5 separate regions of the Homo sapiens genome follow, and regions 1, 3, 4 and 5 are each linked to region 2. Evidence: read pairs that join two places in POLR2A ChIA-PET (ENCODE). Cell type or tissue: A673. All regions are shown on one strand. Each heading gives the region's core, and the rest is flanking DNA. Links, peaks and the distances in the headings are about the cores only.

Region 1 (4,455 bases), core at 157-4,156, 71 kb after region 2:
ATGGTCCAACTACTCCACTCCTCTGCCAGTCTATAGGCTTCTTGGGGCAAGAGACTGATTTTGGTGATGGTGTAGCCCTAACTCCAGAAAGGGTCGCTGTCGGAAAAGTGTTGGTTATATGAATGAACAATACACTGACACTCTAAACAGTTTGGTGTGTGCCAAGATAGAGAATTCAAAAAATGCTCTATGAGATGAGGATATAGGAATAGCTTAGCTGTGAAAGAAGACAGAAGCAGTCTGTAATGGGAGGAGAGTTTGAATCAAGGAAGGGTATAAACGTGTAGTTCTTATAAGGATAGTTGCTTACGGTTCCTATGTTCACATCTTCCTTATGCTCTTGAGAGGAACTGGACTTAATGCACTTTTCTCTCTTTATCTTTTCCCAAATTTGAGTGTCGTGGGAAGGGCTCTGTTTGACTCAGTGTGAGTTAGGTGGCTTTTCCTTGGACTAATCAGTGGTGGCCATGGGTACAGGCTGCTTGGATTAGCCCAGCTTGGCTTCCACCTTTGGTGGCTGGGGGTGGGAGTGAGGATTCTGCAAGTTAGCAGCTCTATTTTGAACTGCCTGGTTAAAAGGAGTATGTCCCCAAATAAGTTAATTTTTACACAGGGATCTACATCTGTTTATTTTTTCCCCCAAATGGATAGCCAGTAGTTCTTACACCACCTCCTGAAAAATTCACTTTTGCCCCATAGATTTGAAATACCATATTTATAGTACATTAAATTCCTAGATATACTCAGATCTACTTTTGAACTCTTGATTTTTATAGTTTTGTGCTAGAATGTGCTGCTTTAGGGAGATTCACCCTGCAGCCTTTGGTTTGTACCTTGTGATTTACCAGCCTTCTTTTCCTATCCTTCAATCCATCACATACCTTGAGAAGCCTTATACACAAGGATGTGGACACCTTAGCCCACATGTCTACAGTCCAGGCAAACAGTGATCTTTTGGCCACCCATTGGGCCTAGAGTTGTGTACACAGGTGGGATATCTGCTTCTGGGAAGATAATCCTTGAGATAGGCCCATGCAGATCTTAAAAGTGTGTTTGGGGATGTTTGTGCAGGGAATTCTGAAATCCTAGTACCCAGAATATGGTCAAGAAGAGGTATTTAGACTCTAAAGGGCTATGTCTCCTTTGTCCTGTGATTTTCTCACAGGGAAAGGGATAAGAATAGCTGAATAATAGCTGGGGTGGAGGCACAGAACTCTGAGCAGGGACGTCACTTGCTCAGGTCTAAGGGTGGCAGTGTTCTGTACCATTACTGCCAGAATACATTTGTATTCATGAAACCATGGTATCTGTTTTAGATTTAAGTATACAGTTGCCATAACTCTAGGTAAGCTCTCAGCCACCATCACTGTTTTCACTCCAAAGGAAGTTCATGTCCACAGGGATATTTTTATCACATTACACCATTGACCTGGCTGTGTGGCCTGTTTCTGCCTTTGATACTTATAAATACAATTTATGCAAGTCCTGCAAAGGAAAGAAGTCTTTCTATACAATTATGATGTATTTATTCATTTAGCTATTCACTTATTCACTCAATGATTATTTGTGGAGTTTTGACTATGTGCTTGGCATTGTTATCATCCCTGCAGATGCAGTGGTGAACAAATCTTTCCCTCCAGTCATTCCCCAGGCTGCACACGTGTTCATATCACTTCCCTACCCAAACAGAACTACTTCTTAGTCAAAGAGATACAACTCTCAAGATGATTTCCTTCTCAGGAAAATTCTCCAAGGTTAAGCTAAGCCTTAGATATTAATCTTTTGTCATGTGGTAGTGATTGGTGGTGGTGGTGATGGGAGGGGAGTTATGTAGGGAAATGAGAATCTATATTTTCCCCCTTTTTTAAGGTGGCTCAGAGGGAACAACTATGTCTTTTTAGAAGTTCTGTTTTGACTTAAAGAAAAGTTAGTCTAGCATTCCTTTTTCCTGTTTGTTGGGAAATACTCCTTATAAACAGATAAACTTCAGGAAAAATGAGAAATTCTGGAAAACTTATCTTCATAAGGTTTATTTTTCTCCCCCCTTTTATATCACTTCAAGAACTTTGTGGAAAGAGAACTGAATTAAGAATTAGGGAGCATAGGTTGTTTCTGATTCTTCCTCTAAGTAACTATGTGACATTGGACATGCCATTTCTACTCTATGTGCCTCATCTCTTAATTAATGAAATTGAGATAACTGGAAGGATTGTTGTGAGGATTGCTTTATGTGTGACATATGTCTTGGACCCCAAATAAGAGTGGGTATTTAGGTGGGCAGAGCAATCAGATACCTAAGACACCAACACTGTGGAGCCCTTATAACTGCCCTGAACTGCTGACATTTGAACTGTATCATGATAAATTACTTTATTTTGGCCTTTGTTACATCAGTTGGCCCTGTATTCTAATTTAATCTTCGATACCTGAAAACTGCTTTCAGAAAAGGAGCTAATATTATCTGTGTACATTGTAGTTAAGTTGCGTTTAAGCACCAACTTAAAAAAGCTATTTGTGGAATCACAGCTTTTGTCCTTGAAATACACTTTTAAGCATTTTAGAGAAAGTAAAGGTAGGGAAACACGTTTTGGGGAAGAAAAGTTGTCCTGGTTTTGCTGAGAACACTATGTAGACAGTCATCTTCTCATCCATGTGAGAATCTGTCTCTGCCTGGATACAAGGGAGACACCTCTCCCTGCAGTCTTCCCATGCTACATTCAGTCCTCCCTCCTCTCATCTTTCCCTGATTGTGTAGTGAGTTTCACTGGGTTCTCTGAAAGAATCTTTGAATTCCATTCTAATTCTCAAAAATTGTGCTTCTGTGATATGCAAGAGTTGGTGGGGTTCCACCATGAATTCCAGGAGAGGCCATAGGTAAGCTGTGGTCACTTGCTGTCATCAGCACTGCAGGGATCCCACACATATCCTGCAAAATGCCTCCTTCTGCAGTATAAGTAATGAACAAGTATTAAGTAAAGTGATATTTCATTTAACTATTAAATTAGCAATTGTAAACTGTATAAACAATATTGACAAAGAGTAAATGGGTACTGAAGTGTACTATTGATGGCATAAACTCATATGATGCTTTTGGGAGGCAATCTGGCAATCTTCACTGTGTCTCTTTTCTCACTTTTTACTTGCTCTTTTACCCACTGAAGTGTGGTTTTAACTTCCACCATTGGCCCAAACTATTCTTGCCAGGGTTAACAACAGTTTCTTGGGTTACATCCAATGAATGATTGATTATTCCCTCTTTGAAACCTGGTCCTCTTTCGGTTTCTGGTATACCACTTTCCCTTTAAAAAAAAAATTTGAGAGCTGATTTTCAATAGATCACAGTGAGGGAGCTGCTCTGCTATGTGTGAAACCCCAGCCTACCTCTTTCTTTTTGATGTTCTTATATCTTTGGCTGAACCTGCACTGTCTTTTTTCATGGGCTTTTCTTCTGCTCACTCTTTTATCGGGAACCTGCCCTGATATTCACGTAGGTTCCTTTCTATTTTTCCCAAGCGTCAGCCGGCTTGAGAAATAAAGGGACAGAATACAAAAGAGAGAAATTTTAAAACTGGGTGTCTGGGGGAGACATCACGTGTCAGTAGGTTCCGTGATGCCCCACAAGCCACAGAAACCAGGAAGTTTTTATTAGGGAGTTTCAAAAGGGGAGGGAGTGTGCGAATAGGTGTGGGTCACAGACATCAAGTACTTTACAAGGTAATAGAATATCACAAGGCAAGTGGAGGCAGGGTGAGATCACAGGACCACAGGACCGAGGTGAAATTAAAATTGCTGATGAAGTTTCGGGCACCATTGTCATTGATAACATCTTATCAGGAGACAGGGTTTTGAGATCAACCGGTCTGACCAAAATTTATTAGGCGGGAATTTCCTCTTCCTAATAAGCCTGGGAGCGCTATGGGAGACTGGAGTCTATTTCACCTCTGCAGTCTCGACCATAAAAGACAGGTGCACTTAGGGGGCTGTTTATAAGCCTATACCTCCAGGCGCGTATTCTCTTTCTCAGGGATGTTCCATGCTGAGAAAAAGAATTCAGTGATATTTCTCCCATTTGCTTTTGAAAGAAGAGAAATATGGCTCAGTTCCCCCCGGCTCACCGCGGTCAGTTTAAGGTTATCTCTCTTATTCCCTGAACAATTGCTGTTATCCTGTTCTTTTTTCAAGGTGCCCACATTTCATATTGCTCAAACACACATGCTGTACAATTTGTGCAGTTAATGCAATACTTACAGGGTCCTGAGGTGACATACATCCTCCTCAGCTGACAGGATTAAGAGATTAAAGTAAAGACAGGCATAGGAAAGCACAGGGGTATTGATTGGGGAAGTGATAAGCGTCCATGAAATCTTTACAATTTATGTTTAGAGATTGCAGTAAAGACAGGCATAAGAAATTATACAAGTATTAATTTGGGGAATGAGTAAATGTCCATGAAAT
Region 2 (4,455 bases), core at 349-4,348:
AAGCCTCGCCACATTATGGAGGGCAATTTGCTTTACTTGAAGTCTACTGATATAAATATTAATCACATCTAAAAAATACCTTCAAAGCAACAGCTAGATCATAGTTTGACCAAATAACTGGGTACCATGGCCTAGCCACGATGACACAGAAAATTAACTATTATAGTAATTAAAGGGATAAAATTATTACCTGCATTCCATAATGAAAATAAAGAGACTTGCTCAAGTATACGCAGAGTAATATATGAGTTGGCTAAAGGAGCAAAAAGAAGCAGAATCCAAATTTATATATGTATATTGACAGGAAATATGCTTTCATTTGACAATATTTATTAGTTCTGATGCACAAGAATAGACTAAGACAAATTGGCTTTGATTTGCCACAGACCCCTTAAAAATTTTTGTATTTTCTTACCGGGCCCCATGGCTCCAGCCTATAATCCTGGCTACTCAGGAGGCTGAAGTGGGAGGATAGCTTGACACCAAGAACTCGAGACCAACCTGGGAAACATAGTGAGAACTTGTCTCTAAAAAAATTCAAAACACCAACAAACTAGCCAGGTATGGTGGCATGTGCTTGTAGTCCCAGCCACTGGGAACGCTGAAGTGGGAGGATTGCTTGAGTCCAGGAGTTTGAAGCTACAGGGAACTATGATTGCACCATTGTATTACAGCCTGGGTGACAGAGCAAGACTCTGTCCCTAAAAAAAGTTTTAAAAATTTTCTTAATACAAAACTTTAAGCTTAATGTTAGTATCAAGTTATATCCCCTAAAAGTGTGCTTTCTATTAATATGAACTAAAAATGAATACTTTTTTTCTATAAAAAAATTTGTTGAATGCGTCTTAAAATGCAGTTCCAATGGTGCCCATGGTAGTTACTGATTAAAGTGGTAATGGCAAGTAGACGTAGTTCTGTCTTAGTTGGCCTGACAAAAGTCAAAGTATTGTAAAGGAAAAATGTAAAATTTGCAGAAAAGAAAAAGGATTAAAAAAAACCAAGGACCAATATTAAAAAGGCGAAACCGCTGGGCGTGATGGCTCATGCCTGTAAACTCAGCACTTTGGGAGGCTGAGGCAAGAGAATCACTTGAGCCCAGGAATTTGAGACCAACCAGAGCAACATAGCGAAGCCCCTGTCTCTACAAAAAAACCAACCAACCAACCAAAAACAAAAAACAAGAAACACAACAAAACAAACAACCAAAAAAAAAAAAGCAATGAACAAAAAAACAAAAAATTAGCTGGACATGGTTGGTGTGTGCCTGTAGTCCCAGCTACTTGGGAGGTTGAGATGGGAGAATCGCATAAGCCCAGGAAGTTGAGGCTGCAATGAGCTGTGATCATGCCACTGCACTCCAGCCTAGGTGACAGAGTGAGACTCTCTCTCTCTCTCACTCACACACATGTACACATACACACAACTTAAAAAGGTGAAACTGTTCAAACAGAAAGCCAGTTACTAATATCCAAATCAGAGTGTATTTTATTTCATGTTTTTTAGGATTTTGCTTTTTCTGTTTCATTTCTAGAAACAATTATGAGAAAAGTGAATGAAATAACATTATAGTAACTTTATAACAATTAGCTAAAGCATCCCTGCACAACTGGAGAAAACTGGTAAGTTTTACCACTACCTGCGCTGCTTGTCATGCTTTTTGTGGGTCTGCACATGTATGCTCATATGTACATTACGTACTTGGTATTGAGCAAGACTTGTCTGATATGTCACTTAAGTGTGTGTTTAGAAGTTTAATAGAAGACCTTTTAATTTATGAGAGTTGTTTTAACCTCTTTTCTGTCTAAGGAATCAGAATACTTTTTTAACATGTTGCTGCCTATGAAGGCACCTGCACACACAGACAAAACACACATACGCACACCCTCCAGGATTCCTCAAGATGTCTGGGGTTACGACTTGTCACCTTTAGAGTTTGCCACAGCACTGATTTCTTTTTCCTAGTTATCGAACACTCCGTAGGTTATGGAGTCTTGAGGTTGTAAGGGATCAAGACCATCACTTCTGTTTGCTTTTTGGATTTGAATACCTAGAACAGTGCCTGGAATATAGCAGACACTCACACATAATTATAGGATGAATGTTGAATGTTGAAAAGATGAAGTCTTTTTTACTGGCAGATGGCCATTCAGTCTTTGTTTCTAAGAGCAAGGAAGTCCTTACGCAGCAAACCTGTGCTCTGAAAGTCAGTGTACAGATTAGTTTTGGGCTGTTCTGGAGAAGATTTGGAGGACTACAGTTGAGGCCTGGTAGCTCTGCTCCTCTGGGATTTCTTACCCTGGGTCACTCTTTGGGACATAACTCACCATGACTACATCATTGTAATGTATGGAGTTGTGATGTTAAATGCTTCCTTCCTTCCTTCCTTCCTTCCTTCCTTCCTTCCTTCCTTCCTTCCTTTCTTTCTTCCTTCCTTCCTTTCTTTCTTTCTTTCTCTTTCTTTCTTCTTTCTTTCCTTCCTTCCTTCCTTCCTTCCTTCCTTCCTTCCTTCCTTCCTTCCTTCCTTCCTTCCTTCCTTCTTTCTTTGTTTTTCTTTCTTTCTTTCTTTCTTTCTTTTTCTGTCTGTCTCTCTCTCTCTCTCTCTCTCCCCCTTCCCTTCCCTTCCCTTCCTTTCTTTTTTTAACGGAGTTTTGCTCTTGTTGCCCAGGCTGGAGCTCGGTGGCACGATCCCAGCTCACTGCAACCCCTACCTCCCAGGTTCAAGCCATTCTCCTGCCTCAGCCTCCCAAGTAGCTGGGATTATAGGCATGCGCCACCACGCCCAGCTAATTTTGTATTTTTAGTAGAAACGGGGTTTCTCCATGTTGGCCAGGCTGGTCTCAAACTCCCGACCTCAGGTGATCCACCCCCTCGGCCTCCTAAAGTGCTGGGATTACAGGCATAAGCCACTGCACCCAGCCTCTAAATGCTTTCTATGTATGCAGAAGCAAGGACATCATTTTGTTCTTACCCTACACAACCTTCAGCTCTAAAACTTTCACAGCAGTTTTTTTTTTCTCAGAGATTTCTTTCCCAGTTTTAGTTGGTAACTGAGTAGATGGTCTCCTCATATACAGAGAAGAATCAAATCTTTAAAAAATAAACTAAATTTAATATGCTGAAAGGGATTTAGGAGTTAATCCAACTCAGCTCTCTGCAGCCAACTATTGAGTAATAGAAAGGCCTAGGGACAGGAGAATTGGGACAGAATTCCAATCTTGCCATGCAAAAGCTGGGAAAGCCACAAAACACCTCTGAAGCTTACCTGCATCCCATTTTATTAGGGAGATGAACCTGTCAAAGGTTAGAGCGTGTTCCTATGAACTTCTGCCTTGTCTCTTCTTGAGGGTTTAAGCCCTGGCATTCAATCAGTATAGGCAGTTCTCTTATATCAGATCCATCTAAGCAAGACCTTGGAAGCTCTGGATTTTACAAATCCATTTGAGGCTAACACGATAATGGTCTACTGTGATGGAAAATCATGTTCCTCTTGGCAAAAGGAGCCTTCTCTAAGTAACACTTCTCTAAGTGGGTCCTTGCCAAGGATTGAGCCTTTAGTGCTGAAAGAGAGATCAGGTAGAAACAGAGACAAGAGGCAGAGAAAGATAGGGTTGGAGGTATCATTGATGAAAAGTAAAGATGAGTAGGCTGAAACTGGGGTCAGGGAGTAGAGGTCACTGATCTCTGGAAAGTCACGATACTCTTCAGAGGTATGATTTCAAAAAGGGGAAAGTTGTTGCTGTCTACATTGTGGAGCTGCTGTGGGAACTCTAGAGCTCTTGGAAGAAAGGTAAAAAAGGTAGACAAAGAGCAGGAAGAGATAGATTTCATTGACCTTCAGTTTTTTTTTTTAAATGAAGAATTCTAATATACGCAGTATACAATACACAATACTGATGTCTAGTGGGGATTCTGGTGCTTTTAGCTCAATTGCCCCTTTGTAAATAAGATTTCTGCTGATTGCCTTAAAATGGGTAATTATTTTGATGTACAGATCAACTTACCCCCAAATTTTTGGATTTTTCATAATTCTTCCTTGCAGTGCTACTTTGAAAATATCTTTAAAAATTTTATTTATTTTATTTTTAGACAGGGTCTTGATCTGTTGCCCAGGCTGGCTTGCAGTGGCATGATCATAGCTCACTGCAGCCTCAAACTCCTGAGCTTAAATGTTTCTCCTGCTTCAGTCTCTGGAGTAGCTAGGACTATAGACATGTGCCACCACACTCAGCTAATTTTAAAATTTTTGTAGAGATGCAGTGTCACTATGTTGCCCAGGCTGGTCATGAACTCCTGGCCTCAAGCAATCCTCTTGCCTCAGCCTTCCAAAGTGCTGGGAGGCTGAGGCAGGAAGATTGCTTTGTCCTACTTTTAAAACATTAAAAAAATTAATTCAATAAGTATTCAGTGAGTTCTTCCTTTATGCCAGTTACTTTGCTCTGTGGATAGAAAAATGAA
Region 3 (4,455 bases), core at 149-4,148, 66 kb after region 2:
CACTTGAGGCTCTTGGCATTAATTATTAAATGGATGAAGGCAAACAATATCTCAGCCACTTGCACGATCTAGGCATAATCTTGTGTGCTGTATCTGTAGAGGTCAGAGGAAGTAGGGATTGGAAAAATAATCAAGGCACTGAAGTCTACACTAGACTACTGTTTTAGTTAAACTTATTTTATTTGCTTTTTTATGTTGATCATATCATATGTTGATATATGCCCATATATGCGTTTATAGGGCAGCAATAAACTCCAGTGTCAGGAGGCTGGACAGTCTCTGTTTTCCTCTTCAGGTCTATTCTATCCTGCTCTGTACTAAAGTCTATATTAGACTATTGTTTTAAACTTATTTTATTTGTCTTTTTATGTTTGTCAAAATGCAGTATAGCTATGCCCGTATATGCATTTGTAGGGCAGCAATAAACTCCAGCATCAGAGGGCTGGACATTTCTCCATTTTCCTCTTCAGGTCTATTATATCCTGCTCTGTACCCCAGGAGGCTGACTTCTATACGTTATGTGGACTGGTCTCCCATGTCCATTGGCATCTGGTTGGGTTTACCCCAGTGGGAGGTATTAGCAGGAGAGAGTGGTCAAGATATTTGCATTTTAGGATCCTTTCTTTCCTCTACTGAAGTTTACAGCTCCTGTTGGGTCTACCCAGAATATGGTCAAGAAGAGGTATTTAGACTGTAAAGGGTCATGTCGCCTTTGGCCTGTGATTAGTTACAGGTGTCCTGAGATTAGGGTAATTTCATCTTCTCCCGTCCCTTTGGGCCTAGGAGTGGTGAAATCTTCTGGCTGTTATTAGCCCCAGGTGCTTCACCTTCCCTTGTAGTTTTCCCTAAATTTTGCACATACACTTAAAAATATTCTTTTTGTTAAGCTTTTTTTCAATGATTTTCTCGAGGCGATTGCCAGGACCCTCAAAAAGACAACACTAACACTCATTTTAGGCTTGAGGCAGAGAGAGAAGAAAGAGAAGAAATTCACTATATGTTTCCATTTATGACAAGTCTCTCTGGAACTTGAAGATTATTGTTTAAAGACAGTTTACCAATTCCAAAGAAAAACATTATTATATGGCTAAGTTTTCAATGATTAAATATGAGATCTTTAGCAAAGCTTTTAGAAAGAATTATGTTCCACTTTTTTTCTGATTCAAAGCAAAGAGATTTTTCATCCTTTCCTCAGAATATATAGTGAACATTATTTGGACACTATTCAAAAGAAACAGAAGGCAAATCAGAGGAACAACTTCTTTATATTGATACATGCTTTTTACATTAAAATTAAAATCTATCAAAGAATCACTCAGTTGCTATTGTTGCCTTTTTTTAGTATAAAACTTTAGCATGCCATCCCTTTCCAATGAACCCCTTTTCCCCATCATAATACATCAAGTTTCGTTAACCATACATTTTTTGCTGAATACGTACTTCATTTGAAGTCTGTTTTAAGTAGGCTCTGCATGTGGAAAGTACCTGTTTTGCAACCCCTTCTCAGAGTTTCATTTTTTTGTTTTATATGTACTGTTTAATATGACAAATGCTCCAAAAATATTTATAACACCTATTCGTACTTTTCTCACTCTAAAAATGTTTAAAGAGAAGATTCAAGTTTCTTTTTGCCCTAAAGATCATTATGGGATGGGCTCCTAATAGGCCCAACGTGGAGAAAATTCTGAGTTATTTTTGGTCAAAGAGGTTTACACAGAAGCCAGCTCTGAATTACTTCTAACGAGAAGAGCAAGGCTCCTGTTTTCGCCTGTCATTTATCTTCTCTTGCCTTACTCTTTTCTCCTATTTTGCTTTTTCTTATCTCTCACTTTAAATTTTTCTCTCCCTCTTGATGCAAAGCTATATTTTCCTTTCTTTTTCTGTGCATTTTCCCATCCTATTTCCCTTCTTTCTGTCTCTACATTATCTTAAGAGAGCACAAATCATTTACAGCTTGATCCACTCAGCCTGAATCTTTTCCACTTTGATTCACAAACTTCTATTTCTTCTCCTTTGAACCCCTAATTTGCTCCCTATGTCCCTCATGGAGCGTGTAACCATCCAAAGGTTGGCCCAGGGATAAGGCCAGGAAGCACCAGCTGCTTGACAGTAAAGTCGCTGGTCCTACGTGTGGGCTCTAGGGGGCGATGCAGTGTAAGGTCTGTCCTGGGCATAGGCGGAGCGGCAGTCTTGCTCCTCACAGAGCTTTGAGGAGCTGGATCAAAATTGTGCTCCACAGAGAGAAGATACCGGTGTCGGGAAGCACCAGTGCCCTGAGGAAGGGCCATTTCCAAAAGCCCTGTGCTGACACAGGGTTGCTGGTTCCTCTTCAAGAGCCCACTCTCTGGGGTGGGGCCATATCTCCAGCAGAGGTGGGCTGGAAAGGACCCCCCCAATCCCGCCCGCCGTGAGCTTAGCTGGAGCCATGGCCTCTGCACCCATCTCGATGCTTGCGATGCTCTTCACATTGAGTGAGTAATATCCCCTTCCCATTTTCCACTCGCATGATCCACTTACATGCTCTCCAGCAGCTTCACTGATGCAGCATGATTAATTTACAGGTGGGCTGAGAGCTCAGTCAGTGGCTCAGCCGGAAGATCAGGTCAACGTTGCTGAAGGGAATCCTCTGACTGTGAAATGCACCTATTCAGTCTCTGGAAACCCTTATCTTTTTTGGTATGTTCAATACCCCAACCGAGGCCTCCAGTTCCTTCTGAAATACATCACAGGGGATAACCTGGTTAAAGGCAGCTATGGCTTTGAAGCTGAATTTAACAAGAGCCAAACCTCCTTCCACCTGAAGAAACCATCTGCCCTTGTGAGCGACTCCGCTTTGTACTTCTGTGCTGTGAGAGACACACACTGATAGGGGCTGCAGGGGGAGCAGAACACAAACTCTTGAGTCTGGTAAAGCCCATTTTCTTGAAGTCTTTGTTCCTTCACATGAGAACGGTGTGCTTCCAGGATATGTCACTTATTATGTTAAACTACAATTTAAAACCATAGAATTTGCTCATTCAGCAAGTGTTTATTGAGTCCTGATGTGCCAGGTACTGGGCAAAGCACCGGTCATAAAAAGGTGAAAGAAGTGTAAAACAAATAGAAAAAAACATAGGGGAAAATTACCATGACATTGGTCTGGGCAAGAAGTTCCTTCCTTCCTTCCTTCCTTCCTTCCTTCCTTCCTTCCTTCCTTCCTTCCTCCCTCCTTCCCTCCCTGCCTCTCTCTCTTTCTTTCTTTCTGAAAAGGGGTTTATTTTCAACAGACATTTCTTTTTATACCGAGGTGAAATGTCATCATCATAATAATTTTGCAATGTTACATACCCTGTTGAGACCATTAAAAAATTAGGTTCATGGTATACACGTCCAAGTTTGTTACAAAAGCATATTGTGTGATGCTGTGGTTTGGGCATCTATTGATCCTGCCACCCGAAGAGTGAACATAGTACCCAGGAGAAAGCTTTTCATCTCTTGTGAGCAAGGAATTTTTGGATATGACCCCAAAAGCACAGGCAACAAAAGCAAAAATAGACAAATGGGGCTATATTAAACTAAAAAGCTTCTGCACAGCAAAAGAAACAATAAATAGAGTGAAGGGAAAGCCTATGGAATGGGAGGAAATATTTGCAAACTCTACATCTGATAAGGGGTTAATATTCAAAATGTTTAAGAAGCTCACATACCAAAAACATCCAAATAACCTGATTAAAAAATAGGCCAAGGAACTGAATAGTCGTTTCTCAAATGAAGGCATAAAAATGGCCAAGAGGTATATAAAAAATGCTCAACATCATTAATTATCAGGAACGTGCAATTAAGACCACCATTAGATATCACCTCACAACCTATTAGGTTGGCTATTATCAAAAAGACAAAAGATAACAACCATTGTTGAGAAGGTGAAGAGAAGGGAACTCTTCCACACTGCTGGCAAGAACGTAAATTCCATAATGTGCAACCATTATGGAAAACAGTAGGGAGGTTTCTCAAAACACCAAAAATAGAACTACTGTATGATCCAGCAGTCTCACTATTGGGCATATATCCAAAGAAAATGAAATCAGTATGTTAAAGAGATATCTGCACTCTCATGTTTATTGCAGCACTATTCACAATAACCAAGATATGGAATCAATCTAAGTATCTATACTTAGATGAATGGATAAAGAAAACATGGCATATAAACACAATAAAATACTATTCAGTCTTATAAAAGGAAGAAATCCTGCCATTTGTGACAACACAATTGAGCCTGGAGGACATTATGTCAAGTGAAATAAGCCAGGCACAGAAAGACAAATACCACATAATCTCACTTATTTGTGTAATAAAAAGGTTGAATTTATCGAAGCAGAATAGAATTGTGGTTACCAGAGGCTTGTGAGGGGAATGGAAAGGGATTGGAGAGATGTTGGTTAAAGGACACAAAATTTTAATTAGATAGGAAGAATA
Region 4 (4,455 bases), core at 203-4,202, 120 kb before region 2:
TAATCCCAGCACTTTGGGAGGCCAAAGTGGGCGGATCATGAAGTCAGGAGATCGAGACCATCCTGGCTAACACAGTGAAACCCTGTCTCTACTGAAAATATAAAAAATTAGCCAGGTGTGGTGGCGGGCGCCTGTAGTCCCAGCTACTTGGGAGGCTGAGGCAGGAGAATGGTGTGAACCCGGGAGGCGGAGCTCGCAGTGAGCCAAGATCGCGCCACTGCACCCCAGCCTGGGCGACAGAGCGAGACTCCGTCTCAAAATAATAAAAATAAATAAATAAATAAATAAAATAATAATAATAACGGAGTTGGGAGGAAAAAGAGGAAATGCAAAAAGGGCCTAGCACAGTACCTGAATGCTCCACAAATATTAGCCATGGGTGTTAGTTATTATTTGAATGTCAAAAGCTGAATGAAGCCCTGGGGTAAGAAAGGTCACATGTGCCCAAGGTCACATAGCTTCAAGGTCCACACTAGATTGAAAACCAAGTTTTCTGTTTTCTTATCTAGTACTCTGTAACACCAGGACTGAGATACTCTCTATTCCAAAATGTGTTTTTTCTGATCTGGGAATACCTAGGTTGAGTGGCCCAGGGATCAATAACCTGAGAGATGAGGCTCTTTACTTCCAAATGTAAACAGAGCCCCCAAAACTCTACCTTTGCCTTCTTTCCTCTCTTGCTGTTCTTGCTATCTGCCAACTTCCATCTAAAGTACTCCCCTCTCTCCCTCTAGATCTGTTTGGCTGCTGTCCTGGTTTCTTCTTCTCACTAAATATCTGGGTTTCTGATTGTTTCCTTTATTTCCCAGATGTACTGGTTTGCATTTTTCCCCCAGTCACATCCTTTGTGTTCTCTAATCCAGATTTCTAGACTCTGTAGGGGAGAGAGAAGGTTTTTTTTTTTCCTCTCTAGAGTTTTTAAGTGAATAGAGTATTTCCTGCCCATCACTTATATGCAATAACTGTTCTGTTAGGTTTTGATGCTCTGGTTAGGGAAGCTGAGCAAAAACGGCTGGAAAACAGATTTTTCAGACTGTTTCTTGGTGATGTCTTAGGTCACTGCAGAATTTTGGCTTTTAAAATATGTAACAAAGGCTCAGCATTTGCATGTTGTATATGGCACATATTGCTTACAAGAAGGCAAAAGACTCCTGGAAACATTACTGGCACCCTAGACTACTGACTAAATGTCTTCTGATACTCATGATGATATCCATAATTTCACAGGTACACCAAAGGATACATGTGCCCCTAAATAAGAGCCCTTCCTCCCTAACTGTGGAGCATGCTCTGGGGTAGAAGGAAGTCAGATGCCTGAAGATCACATAAGTGAATAGAAACCCTGTCTATAAAAAATTAGGGAAAAGGAGAGCTCTCATTCTGTTTTGCAGAATGGATGCTGCCCCATTCATGATTAAGAAAATTTATTAATTTAAAAGAAAACCAGAAAATGTGAAATTTATATATTATAAGCTTATAAGATCCAGGAGGAATTTTAGATACGATCAAATAGAGCCACCTCATTTTGCAGATGAGGCCCAATGACATCCAGATCATAAGTAGCCTAGGATCTTTCACTCCAGGGGAATTCTGATGAGAAAATCCTTAGGCTTTCTTACGGTAGATCTTAACAGAGGGTGCTACTGCTTCCTTGCTCCTTACATTTGTTCCTGCCTTTCATAGCTCAAAGGCAAATTTTCATCAAAAATTTGTTGATGCCATTGGGTTTAAACCTTTACTGTTTCTATGGGGATGGCTTTGTAGCAGCATTACCATGCCCCCAGGTGGAAGCTATATCTTAAAGGGCTTGAAAATCCATTCAAGACAGCCGCTAAAGATAGCTTTTGACTCCCTCACAGAAGATTTTTCCTCAGCTATGATATGGGGAATGGGTGAGCAGATGGAGGAAGTAGGAAGAAGAGGAGAGAATGCTTCTTGGGGGTTTGGAGGGGTGTTCAGCATAGTTCCACAATCAAACCAGCAGGAGAGCAGAACTGTGAGGCAACTCTGGGGAGGAGTTGAGGCTCTAGGGGAAGTCTCCTGTAGAGCACAAGCAGGAAACATCCGGCCTATAGCAGCATTAAGAAGGGCTAATGTGTCTCAGGAGGGAAGGATGCCATCACCATAGAACCTCTAAATATGGGCACAGTAGGATCCCAGAAAAGCAGTGTTTCGGGGAGGATGCGTTCTGCCCAAAACATGTCTGTTAAGGTTATTTTGTAGCACATGGAGCGCTGATTTGACCTCAAGTTTTTGTTTTTTAACAGGTGGAAAGGCAAGTTTAATCTACAATTTTAGTCGCCACCAATACACTCTCTTAGAGCTTTTCATGACACGTCTCATAAAGAAATGCTGATGGCCGGGAGCGGTGGCTCACGCCTGTAATCCCAGCACTTTGGGAGGCCAAGGCGGGCAGATTACGAGATCAGGAGATCCAGAGCATCCTGGCTAACACGGTGAAACCCCGTCTCTACTAAAAATACAAAAAATTAGCCCGGCGTGGTGGCAGGCGCCTATAGTTCCAGCTACTCGGGAGGCTGAGGCAGGAGAATGGCGTGAACCTGGGAGGTGGAGCGGGCAGTGAGCCAAGATTGCACCACTGCACTCCAACCTGGGCGACAGAGCGAGACTCTCTCTCAAAAAAAAAAAAAGAAAAAAAGAAAAAGAAAAGAAAAGAAAAAAAAAGAAATGCTGACGTTTGCCAAGAGGTTCCTGAGTTTTGGTCATACTACAGCACTTGCAGGCAGTGTCACTGCATTCACATATAATGATAATAACGATATTCACACATATTAAGCACTTATTTATGCTAGGTATTTTTCCAAGGGATTTACACATATTAACTCATTTAGATTTTCACAACAACCTAATGAGGTAGCTAGTATACACATCTTTATTTCACAGATGAGGAAACTGAAGCATAGAGAGGCAAAATAAACCAGCCAAGGTCACATAGCTAACCAAGTGGTGGAGCTGGGATTTGTCTAAAAGTCTGGTTTCAGAACCCTTGTGCTTAATCCTATACTATACTGTTGGGTGTATCAACTGTATGCTAAACAGTTGCCTGTCTGGAGCCAGGACTTCCAGACTTTCAGTCTGCACATATGGAGCCATACCACTGACAAGTATGTCCAAAACTTCTTTGATCCTAAGAATTACCTGGACAATTGCAAAATATATAGATTCCCACACCCTGGCTCAGATGTACTCACAATCAGGCAAGTTTTTAAAACCCAGGTTTAGTGGGTTTAGTGAGCACTACCAGCCAGCCCTGAGCATTAGGAAATTGAAGTTTTTGTCCTGATTTTGCTTCTGTCTCTCAGACTCTGAGCAATTTCACTCTTCAATTCCCTGCTTGCTCTACTGTCTGCCTGTCACTTAACGGAATGTTACAAGAATACATACAATTTTTCCCCCTCATAAGGGACACCTGTTGCTTCAAAAACACGGTATCCTCATAAAATGATATGCATGTAGTAACAGGTGTATTTTCTTGCACTTCTTTTGTTTTGTTTTGTTTTTTGCTTTGCTTTCCTTGAAGCACAAACCTAAGCCCCTCATCCAGACCTAGCCTTCAGCTGTCCTCCAGGTGACACGCATACACACCCCAAACCAGGCTGCATTCTGACCGACCTTAGCTCTCTCCCTCTGGGAGCTCTGATCGGCTCTCAGTTCAGCCCAACAATGAGAAACTTTTTTCTCGTCTCCCTCAGGGGAGCCTTCACGTTTATCCAATTCATTCTCTTGCAACCCAACTCTCCAGAAAGAAAAGGGGGGAAAATCCCACCCCGAAGAGACGGTCTTCAGGTCTGAGGACGTTACTTAGCAACGGCACAAAGACCAGTGAGCAAAGGGAGACCTGAGGAGAAAACTCTTGGGTGGGGAGACAGAGCCAGTTTGAAAACTCCATTTCATCCAGAGAAAAACAAGGAAAACACAAACAGAATCAATCCCAAGTAACAAGCGGGGCTTCTCCCCAGCGCAGGTCATCTCTTACTCCCTGCATCTCAACTCCTTCAAACCCCCAGTGACCAAGTCCGCCCCCGCCTGGTTTCGCCCATGGCCCGAGTGCCCTCCCCTTGCCCTGGCCTGACCCACACAGGCTTGGACTTAGGGGCCCCCACCCCTCCCCAGGCACCCACCGTTCTCAGACGCGCTGGGACCTTCGCAGTCCGAGATTAACTGTTGGGGTTTCCGCTGCTTTCGCCGAGACATTCCCGGGTAGAGAGTTGGGAGAGGGAGGGGCAACGCTCACTTGGTCTTAACCGGGGTGACCTGGTCTCGTCTCCCCCTTGGGTCCGAAGCCAATTGATGCCTCTCCCCCAGCGCAAATCACTGTGAAGCAGAGATGTTCTTCTTTCCCAGAGACACAGACTCTCTCTCTCTCTCTGATTCTCTGTTCTTGACTCTCTCTCTTTCTCTCTCAATCTTTGCAAGTCTTTAAAGGGGAGACGC
Region 5 (4,455 bases), core at 153-4,152, 170 kb after region 2:
GCAAGAGCAAAACTCTGTTTAAAAAAAGAAAAAAAGAAAAGAAAACTGAACACCGCATTTTCTCATTCACAAGTGGGAGGTAAAAAATGAGAACACATGAACACAGGGAGGGAACATCACACACCGGAGCCAGTCGGGGGTTAGGGGGAGAGCAGAGGGAGAGCATTAGGACAAATACCTAATGCATGTGGGGCTTAAAACCTGGATGATGGGTTGATAAGTACGGCAAACCACCATGGCACATGTATACCTATGTAACAAACCTGCACGTTCTGCACAAGTATCCCAGAACTTAAAAAAAAAAAAAGTAATCTCATTGTAAAGGAAAGCAGCTGTTCACAAGAGCATATAAAACTAACAATGGATCTATATTATTTAGGTTCACGCAGATTTAAGACTGTGATGTCTACATGCAACTCTCTGTATATATCTATCTGTATTGATAGAGATATGTACATATCTATATCTGTATCTATCTATCTATATAGAGAGATTTATTTTAAGGAATAGTTTCACACAATTTTAGGGGCTGGGAAGTCCAACTTCTGCAGGGCAGGTCGTCAGGCTGGGCAACCTGGGAATCACTGATTTTGCAGTTTGAGTTTGAAGACAAGTCTGGAGGCATAATTTCTTCTTCTTTGGAGAGCCTAAGTGTTTTTCCCTTAAGACCTTCAACTGATTGAATGAGGTCCATTCACATTATGCAGAAAATCTGCATTACTCAAAGTCTACTGATTCAAATATTAATCTCATCTAAAAACACCTTCACAGTGACATCTAGACTGATGTTGGACCAAATATCTGGGTACTGGGGCCTATCTCAGTGGATGCATAAAATTAGCCATCACACGGTCTTTACCTCTAGCAAATCTTTTCCAAAAGCCTACTTTGCTTATACAACTATAATATACCAACTTTCTTTTTATTGTTTCTTGTATAACTATTTCCATTCTTTCAACTTCTCTGAGCTTTAAATTTCAAACTTAAAATAAATCCTCATATATCTACACTCTCAACTGTTCATAAGCTTCTTATTTCACTGAGAAAATAGAAACAATCAGAAGAGAATTTTCAAAAACTTCAACACTTACCAGTCACTTGCATCTATGCTCAAATACTCTGTCTTTCCTCTCATTAGAATGTCATCCCCTGTGTGCAGGGACTTTGCTTATTCTCAGCACTTATCATCATACCTGAAAATGTAGGCATTTGAAAAATAATTGTTGAATTAAAAATGAATAATAAAAATAACTCTGTCATTACCAGAACAAAACTATCATTTATTCATTCCCTCAATAAAAATTTATTATATGCCTATTTATTGACAGGCCTTATTCTAGCAACTGACAATGTAGCAGAGAATAGAACAGATAAAAGTCCCTATCCTAAGGGAGCTTATATTTCAGTTGAAGGCTAAGTTCATGTTAGCCACTACAATAAGCCTTTACATGAATCATCTCTTCAATCTTTCAAAAATTGTTAGGTAAGTGTTATCATACCTATTTTCAGATGAGAAAGCTAAGGCTCAACTCTCCTATTTAATATCACATAGAGCCAGAATGCAGAGCTTCAAATATATGTCTAAATTACTAATCTACTGTGCTGATATAGACATGAAGGGCTTTATCCTCTATATCATGCTGCAAATAGGAGGAAAAAAGCTTGATCAAAAGTTCTAAGCAATTGTAGCTCTGACCCCAAGAGGGCAGTATTTGCATTCGCCCCGCCTGCAGGTCTGAATGTGTAGTATGTGTAACATAGCGAAGCCTGGTCTCTGATTGGCTAGGGATACCCTCTGAGAAACCCTTTGGTTAGTGTTAAAAAAAAAGAGAAGATGTTGAATACACAAGTCAACTTCTGGGAGCAGATCTCTGCAGAATAAAAATGAAAAAGCATCTGACGACCTTCTTGGTGATTTTGTGGCTTTATTTTTATAGTAAGTTAGTGGAGAGTTTTAGCAAAGTTAACATAGTAAGTCAAGGGAATATTTTCTTAGGATTTGGGGTGAAGATGTAGTCCACTGGGATAGGAGGAAGGGAGAAAATGGGACCATTTTCTGTTTCACTTGGGATTCATTGTGGGGAGTAAGGAAGGGATGCAAATTAGACAGTATTAATACTGGATGATGGATCTCTTGAATCTCACTTTTCTTTCTGAATAGGGGGGAATGGCAAAAACCAAGTGGAGCAGAGTCCTCAGTCCCTGATCATCCTGGAGGGAAAGAACTGCACTCTTCAATGCAATTATACAGTGAGCCCCTTCAGCAACTTAAGGTGGTATAAGCAAGATACGGGGAGAGGTCCTGTTTCCCTGACAATCATGACTTTCAGTGAGAACACAAAGTCGAACGGAAGATATACAGCAACTCTGGATGCAGACACAAAGCAAAGCTCTCTGCACATCACAGCCTCCCAGCTCAGCGATTCAGCCTCCTACATCTGTGTGGTGAGCGCACTGTGCTCCACAGGCACTTGAAGCCAGTATGCAAACCTGCACCTGGAGGTTATCAAGGAGGCATAGGAGTTAGAGTAGACCGTTATTTTTTATGCAGAATATGATTTCACTAGTGAATATTTATCTCTCCGACATGATTTGATTTGAGCTTGAGCCTAAAGTTCTACTTAGGCTCAAGTAGAATACATGTCCTCAAGCGAGGATAAAGACATTCTCACTCAACACACAAAGTTAATTGCTACATCTGGGTGTTCCCAAGGGCAAGACAGTCTGTCATGCTGTGTTACTATTGCTGAAGTAGATGACAGTGTTGTTTGGAAGGGAGAGACTAGCTTGGTTTTTGATCTGGACACCTACCAGCAGAATGTCAACTAAGTGAAAGAGCAACAAGTTTATGTGGCTGATGGAAATTTTTTTTTTTTTTTTTTTTTTTTTTTGAGATGGAGTCTCACTCAGTCGCCCAGGCTGGAGTGCAGTGGCGTGATTTCGGCTCACTGCAAGCTCCACCTCCCGGGTTCATGCCATTCTCCTGCTTCAGCCTCCTGAGTAGCTGGGACTACAGGCGCCCACCACCACGCCCGGCTAATTTTTTTGTATTTTTAGTAGAGATGGGGTTTCACCGTGTTAGCCAGGATGGTCTCGATCTCCTGACCTCGTGATCCACCCATCTTGGCCTCCCAAAGTGCTGGGATTACAGGCGTGAGCCACTGCTCCTGGCCGGAAATATCTTGAGAAGTTTCCTTCCCCTGAAAGACATTCAGTTGTCATTTCATGGCTATTCAAGTTCTCAGAAAGCATCCTGTGAGAATAAATCTGCTCTTCCCATTTAGCTATGCTCCAGATCAAGGCTTTTGTCCAGGTGCTGCATCAACTCTTTATTATCTTCCATCACTGCTCCTTTAGAGGACACTGGAAGGCCAGGGGATCCTGGCAGACACAGTCACTCTCAGGCAGCAGAACAACTGTGCCAGGCTTTTCAACCATCAGTGTTCTAGAAAAGAGACTTAGGGACAGAATGCCTACCTGCAATTGTGAACTCTGGTTTTCACAACTTAGCTGTGAAGTTCTTTTTGGGACAATTAGAGAAATGTACATATAATTTGAGAATTAGATGAGAAAAGTACTTATTTAAAAGGCAGATATCAACTGTAAAAAAATGGGAAGAATATATACTAAGATATTAAAAATGGTAATCCTTGTATTGTGGGAATATAATGTTTTTACTTTTTATCTTTCCTTGTCTTCTGTACTTTTAATTTTCTATAGTTCTCGGATTTTTCTTCTGTCAAAATAAAGATTATTAAAAAATAACAAATGTCTTAAAAAATTTAAAGGAATGCATCTCATCTGTCACTATCAACTCACAGGAATTGATATTTAAAGATGATCACACATTTCAGGATATTGTTGAATAAGATTGATTTGTTATGCTTATGAGCACTGCAAGTAAGTTCATTTCCAAGTTCAGTGAATTGATAATTTGTGAATAAATGAAGCCAGGACCTGGACTGTTCTTTGTAACTAGTCTGGAGATAGCTCAAGTGTCAAGACATCAAAATGCCTTGACTTCTGGAGCAAAAAGTAAACCTAGATATATTCAGTAATCAGATATTTTTTCCTGTCCTGTATCTCCTTTCAAGTCTTTAGAGTGAAGAAATTAAAGTTCAGATTGCTGCTACAGCAGACTTGTGTGAGTAATCATAAACTAATTGAGGAAAAAGATAAAATACATGAAAATGGAATCAATAGGTAAAATTCCAAGTACGTGGACAAATAAGTTTTAAAGGTATTCTCAGGAGGAGATTACTGTGGGACAGAAAAGATAGGAGAAAGTATCATGGGGAATAGCAAATTTAGTTAGGTCTTGAAGGAGAGACACACATTGAATTTGTTCATTACACAATTATTTATTAAACAAATAATGAGGCCAGGTGCCGTGGCTCATGCTTGTAATCCCAGCACTTTGGGAGGCCAAGGTGGGCGAATCACTTGAAGTCAGGC

What was found. Peaks named below come from ENCODE experiments on the same cell type or tissue, not always from the same donor. Only the 100,000 strongest peaks of a DNase experiment are listed, where the experiment ranks them.
Region 1: POLR2A ChIA-PET joins it to region 2 with 16 read pairs; 5 of 35 experiments call an interaction of 5 or more read pairs at or near these places.
Region 3: POLR2A ChIA-PET joins it to region 2 with 18 read pairs; 5 of 35 experiments call an interaction of 5 or more read pairs at or near these places.
Region 4: POLR2A ChIA-PET joins it to region 2 with 11 read pairs; 2 of 35 experiments call an interaction of 5 or more read pairs at or near these places.
Region 5: POLR2A ChIA-PET joins it to region 2 with 23 read pairs; 2 of 35 experiments call an interaction of 5 or more read pairs at or near these places.

The regions. Positions count from the first base shown.
Region 1 is chr14:21,726,660-21,731,114 of GRCh38, forward strand. It overlaps TRA. Among named protein-coding and RNA genes, the nearest start is that of OR4E1, 55 kb to the left of the region's middle. In A673, for the core only: no CTCF peak of the experiment used is centred there; no DNase peak of the experiment used is centred there; H3K4me3 peaks cover 605 bases; H3K27ac peaks cover 3,658 bases.
Region 2 is chr14:21,654,971-21,659,425 of GRCh38, forward strand. It overlaps OR4E2 (olfactory receptor family 4 subfamily E member 2), which reads left to right. Exons shown (of 4, transcript NM_001001912.3): 2 at 1,532-1,619. It also overlaps TRA. Among named protein-coding and RNA genes, the nearest start is that of OR4E2, 3.4 kb to the left of the region's middle. In A673, for the core only: no CTCF peak of the experiment used is centred there; DNase peaks (open chromatin) are centred at 2,231 and 2,641; H3K27ac peaks cover 3,901 bases.
Region 3 is chr14:21,721,464-21,725,918 of GRCh38, forward strand. It overlaps TRA and TRAV3. Among named protein-coding and RNA genes, the nearest start is that of OR4E1, 50 kb to the left of the region's middle. In A673, for the core only: a CTCF peak has its summit at 2,140 (motif pointing right); DNase peaks (open chromatin) are centred at 2,148, 2,978, 3,318 and 3,978; H3K4me3 peaks cover 3,519 bases; H3K27ac peaks cover 3,952 bases.
Region 4 is chr14:21,532,707-21,537,161 of GRCh38, forward strand. It overlaps a transcript of SALL2 not described here. Among named protein-coding and RNA genes, the nearest start is that of SALL2, 8.6 kb to the left of the region's middle. RefSeq lists an enhancer at 1,324-2,189. In A673, for the core only: no CTCF peak of the experiment used is centred there; DNase peaks (open chromatin) are centred at 825, 2,035 and 3,005; H3K4me3 peaks cover 3,176 bases; H3K27ac peaks cover 3,961 bases.
Region 5 is chr14:21,823,624-21,828,078 of GRCh38, forward strand. It overlaps TRA and TRAV10. Among named protein-coding and RNA genes, the nearest start is that of OR4E1, 150 kb to the left of the region's middle. In A673, for the core only: a CTCF peak has its summit at 1,716 (motif pointing right); a DNase peak (open chromatin) is centred at 1,738.